Linked DNA regions of Mus musculus: region 2 is linked to region 1. A link is a contact called in ENCODE POLR2A ChIA-PET data. All regions are on one chromosome and are shown on one strand. Each heading gives the region's core, a stretch centred on a gene start or an enhancer-like site at or near the end of the contact. The rest is flanking DNA. Distances are from core to core; before and after follow the strand shown.

The links. ChIA-PET counts read pairs that join two places held with the same protein, here RNA polymerase II (POLR2A).
Region 2: POLR2A ChIA-PET joins it to region 1 with 29 read pairs in Patski. The contact joins the promoter of Zfp266 here to the promoter of Zfp26 in region 1. POLR2A ChIA-PET finds 5 or more read pairs at or near these places in 2 of 5 experiments (Patski and embryonic stem cell).

What each region holds. Positions count from the first base shown.
Region 1 is chr9:20,458,743-20,461,442 of GRCm38, forward strand. Zfp26 (zinc finger protein 26) reads right to left here and starts at 1,418. Exons shown (of 10, transcript NM_011753.3): 1 at 1,203-1,418; 2 at 805-919.
Region 2 is chr9:20,520,107-20,522,806 of GRCm38, forward strand. It overlaps Zfp266 (zinc finger protein 266), which reads right to left and starts at 1,313. Exons shown (of 9, transcript NM_001082485.1): 1 at 1,238-1,313; 2 at 914-1,013.

The sequences.
Region 1 (2,700 bases), core at 168-2,667:
TCTCTCTCTCTCCTTCCCTCCCCCCCCCCCCCACTTTCTTTCTCTGCCCACAGATGCCTTTTCTCCTGCCCACCCCCCAATCCCCACTCCACACAATGACTTCCCCGGCCTCTATCCTTGGGGCCAATGTACTCACCAGAGAGCAGCGTCCCAATAAACCTGCTCTAATATTCTAATCTGGCTTGAATTGGCTCATTTCACCAGTGGAGAAATAACATATCAAATAAAGCCTCACCCATTCCTTAACAGAGTTCTATTATTTATTTAAGGGGGGGGGGGCGCACATGACTGCAAGTGCCTAGAGACTCTGGTCTCCCCATTCCCAGATAGCTGGAATTACAGGCTGTTACACGCCACTAACATGGGTGCTGGGAACTAAAATCTGATCCTCTAGAAATGACATGTGGTCTCTTAATCACTAATCCATCTCTCCAGTCCCAAGTTTCAGTTTTTCATGAGCCATCCCTTGAGTGCCAAACTCCCTATTTTTCCCTTGTTAATACTTTATTGTTGGGATGAAGGGAAGGGGTAAGGGATGGTTTGTGGTCTGCAAACAGATAAATATGCATGGCCTGAGCATTTAACACTTTCTCAAAATGGATGCATGAGGTTTGGGGGAGAGAGAGAGAGGGGAGAGGAGAAAGGGAGAGTGCAAGAGAGGGATGGAGGGAAGAAGGGAGGGAGAGAGAGAGAGAAACAGAAAGAACTAATGAAATGCATCGGTTTCCACGAAAGCAACTAAATTCTAATAGTTGATAGTGAGAGAGACTGTGGAGGAAATGAGAACGGACAGAAGCTCCTCACCCTGGGACTTTCCTGCTCCATCAAATTCCACCCACTGCTCACAATGAAGCGGGATGGCCAGGTTCCTGGAGCGATGGGGCGCGAAGACAGATTCCAACGGCCGAAATCCTTCTTTCTGGAAGGCAAAAATTTTGTACGATTACCTTAAAGGCGTTCGAGGCAGCAAGGGCTACATTCGAAGGCACGGGGAGCTCAAATATCGTTCCGATGAAATGGCCCCCGGCCGGGACCTGAGAAGTGCAGGGCCCTAGCCTCTGAGAAGCAACGGGGCGAGACTCGCGGCCTGGGAACCAGCGGAGTCGCCATGGAGGCCACACCCAGGCCTCACTCCCCACCTCCGCCACCGCCCATCCCCTTACCTAGCCTCACCAGAACCCGCCCAGCCGGCCTGCTACTACCGAGAAAAAGAGAAGGGGGCCGCACGAAGCCACACCGGAAGAGACGGAGGCGAGCTGCGGTTCACTTCCGTTTACCGTGTCCGAGTCCTTCCGGAATTGAAATTTCGGTTCCCCGGAATTGGATGCCGATTGATTCTGAAGCGGAGGTTAAAAGCCCAGTCAAAGAATGAAATTGAAGTTTGAACAAGATTTCTGAGCGAGAACGGCCTTCTCGATTGGCCAATCCCAGTGCAAAGTTAAACACACACCGGGAAGTACGGGGTCTCAGGAGGCTCACAAACCTTTCCTTCCCTACCTCCTCTTGGTTCCTGTACTTCCTGGGCAGATGCACTGCCAGGTCTGTGAACCAGCCTATAGCTTCCATTTAACCACTTCAGTCTTTACTCTCTGGATACCATGCTAAATTCTAATCGTTGGTAGTGAAACGAGCTAGAAAGATGGGGAAAATGAAGAGGACATGAAAAAAGAAAGCCTCACACCCTGAGACTTTCTGATGAAAAATTTAAAATGTGAACACAACTGATACAGCCAAAAATTGCATATACAGAGGGAAAAAATGTGTGTTTTCATAAAGATATCTCAAATAAGATGTTAAAAGCAAATATCAGTGCATGGCAGCACACCCCTGCAATCACAGCACGCAGAGGCAGAGACAGGCAATCTTCTTGATTCGAGGACTGCTAGATCCACAAAATAAGTTTCAAGCCAGCCAGGACTGCAAAGTGAAAACTCATCTCAAAACAAAATGAAAATAGTAAGGCGACAAATTCTACTTACTTAGGGCCAAAATGTCAATAGTCTTGAATTTTACTATATTAGCATTCCTCTCAACCCTAAATCTGAACAATGTACTTCACAAAACCATCTTACAATTTCATTTACAAACATATTCATTAAGAGTAAACAGTAAGAGTAAAAATTAAGTTAATATATTGTACTTAATTTTAAATGTTATTTAAATTTTAAGCTATGCTTAATCTTTAAACCTTATAAATTATATCCTTTGAGAAATATAACTTAGAAAGTCACAAGATTTTATATGTGTGTGTGTGTGTGTGTGTGTGTGTGTATGCATTGAAGATATACTTAAATGGGATGCCCTATAGAAGCCCACACCAGTATCTTGTGATTGTGTACTATCTCTTTCCTATAAAACTTTGTGTCCTCTACTGATCTAGCACTAAGGAGGCAGAAGCCAGCGAATATCTGTGATTTTGAGGCTAGCCAACTCTACAAAGTGAATTCTAGGACAGCCAGGGGCTGGTATATAGAGATACCCTGTGGAAGAAGAGAAGAAAGAGGAGGAGACCAACAACAAAAACAAAGGGGTGTGTGTGTGTGTGTGTGTGTGTGTGTGTGTGTGTCTGTGTGTGTGTGTGCATGAGCCCTGGCCCTCTAGAAGAGCTTTATACCTTCATATTATGTTTGCTCCAGGAATGAAAGTGGCCATGCAGTATTCCTTTCCTCTGTGTGTGTGTGCATGTGTGTGTGTGTGTGT
Region 2 (2,700 bases), core at 63-2,562, 61 kb after region 1:
GTGGCTCACAACCTCCTGTAACGCAGCTGTAGGGAGCCAAGGCCCTTTGTGACATCCAGGGGCACTGCACTCAAGGCAGAAACCCACACCCCACACATAAACAGATAACAACTTAAAATAGATTAAATAACAGCAAAAATGCCTTAAAGAGGTCTTGGTTTATAGCTCAGTAAGAGAGCTTACTAAACATGCACAAAGCCCTAGATTCAATTCCCACTATTAGAAAAACAAAGAAACTTTGAAAAGATCTTAGATGCAAAAACACCCAAAAACTTATAACAATGAAGAATTCTGATTTCACACAAAGAAGATATTAGATAATATTAATTTTTTATTATCTTGGCTGAAAGATCAGTATTTACGGTCTTACTGGGTCAGTATCTTCTTTTTTTTTTTTTTTAGAAAATGTATTACCCCGTTATGTAAAAAAATCATGCCTGAAATTCCCAACCTATTCTCAAATAGTTCAACATAAACTGTATTTTAATTTTCCTTGAAAAACCAACCAGTTTAATCAGTACTAACCTAACAAAGCCTCCATTTTTTAAAGTCTGCAAGGAGGCACAGGCCTACAACATTCAGACAATAGCTAACTATTTGGGCTAGGGTGTAGCTCAGCAGGAGAGTGCTTAGCATCATGAGGCTCTGAGTTGCGGCCCCAGCATCAAATCAAGAGTAACTTGTTATCCTTACTTTTCTTCAACACAAAGACCCGGGTCTTTGTACGTTTATATTTATATACAGATAAATGCACTCTGCGAAAGTCTACAACGAAGTTGCCTTTTTAAAAAAATCAGAATGCAATGTGTCTCAGGTAAACATAGGTCCCACGAAAGCGAAATAATCGGATAAAGCATTCCTTTCCATACACACACAAAAAGAAAAACAAGAGGAAAAGGCTGCCCTCACCCACCTTTCAGCCAAAGCTCGGCTCCCCCAAACAGAATCGCCCGGTCCAAGAATGGAAAATGCAGCGTCTCAATGTGATACCAATGGCGAAAAGTCTATTCTTTCTGGGGAGGAAAATAATTCCACGAAGGTTACTTTACACCGGCTTTAGAAGAAAGGTGGGTGCAAACAGCTCAGGGCTGAGTCGGGATGCGCACTCGGGCCGCGGCACCCGGGAAGGCTGCAGAGCCCGGGAAGCCGCGGGACCCCGCGAGCAGAGCTCGGCCCGCCTCCCCGCACAGGCCTACCGAGTCCTCGCCCTCCCCGCGCCGCCCCCGCAGCTCCTCACCGAATCCTCACCGAGCGCTGCGTGGAGAGCCCTCGGACAAACGCCGAGAAGGACTCAGAGCTCGGAGAAAAGGGGGGGCTGGCCGTGACGTCACTTCCATTTCCGGCTCGGAGTTCTCAGCCACGTTGGAGCTCTCCAAGCTGGAGAGAAAAACTTGTTTGTTCCAGCGTCCCGACAGTTGCACCCTTTTTCGGGTGGGTTCATAAGGGGCGTTGAGACAGGAAAAGAGCCGAGAGGTCGAGATCAGAAGCGAGACCTTGAAGGGGGAGCAGTGCGGGGGCGGGGCGAGAGGCGGGACCAGGCCGGGGTGCGCCTCGGTTGATGGCGGACCGGTGGGGCGAGGATGGGTGTGGGGACGCCCCGGTGGAGATGCTGCTGACAAAAGCTTTTCTCTCCCGCCTCTCCCTCACGCTCGCGATGCCCTTAGCCATGTTGCACAATCTGCCAACCCAGGAAAAATGATCCGTTTGGTCCATTCAGTTAGTGCTGTCTCCAGACACCTTTATGTCGACCTGTCTTTGTGTGTCTCTGGACTCTGCTAACACCTCAGTCCTTGATTCCATCACGTTTTCACCACCCAGGGCTGTTAGTAGAGCCCGGACTAGCATCACGAAGCCCTGGGATCCATCGCCAGTACCGTAGATGGTACTAGTGGTGCTTGGGAGAAGAAGACAAAGTTCAAGGCCATCCTTGGCTACATAGTAAATTCAAGGCCAGTCTGTCTGGGATACATGAAACCCTGTATCCAAAATGCTTAGTTCCTAACATCTTTTCCTGATTTTTCGTGATAATGGGGTGTGTGTATGTGTGTGCATGGTTTAACAGAGTAAGCAGGCATGTACATGGCAATGTATGGAGGTCAGGGGACAACTTTCAGGCGTCCGTTATCACCATGGGTTTCAGCAATGGAAGTCAGCTTCTCTTTCACCCACTGAGCCAGCTTTTTGGCCCAAACGACTTAATTTTTAGAGACAGTTTAACAGCTTGGGTGTTTTCTATTTTTGGAATAATTCAGAGTAAAACTAGGTCAGGCATAGTGATATGCACCTTTAACAGCCCTCAGGAGGCAAACACAAGTGGATCTCTGTGAGTTCAAGGCCAGAAAGAGTTATAAACTACTTCATAGTTTCACATGGATCCTATATGGATACTAGCTTTGTGTGTGTGTGTGTGTGTGTGTGTGTGTGTGTGTGTGTGTGTGTCTCATATGGCTGTGACTGTGAATATAAGACATGAACCTAGAAAGGGGACCATGAATGGGAGATCAAAAGATGTTTTAAAGAAATGGAGAAGTTGGTCTGGAGAGATTGCTCAGTGGTTAAGAACCTTTGTTGCTCTTCCAAAGGACCCTGGTTCAGTTCCCAGTACGCATATGGCAGCCTACAAGTGTCTGTAACTCCTTTTCCAGTATACCTGATACCTCTTTTGTTCTCCATGGACATGAGACAAGCATGCAATGCCCA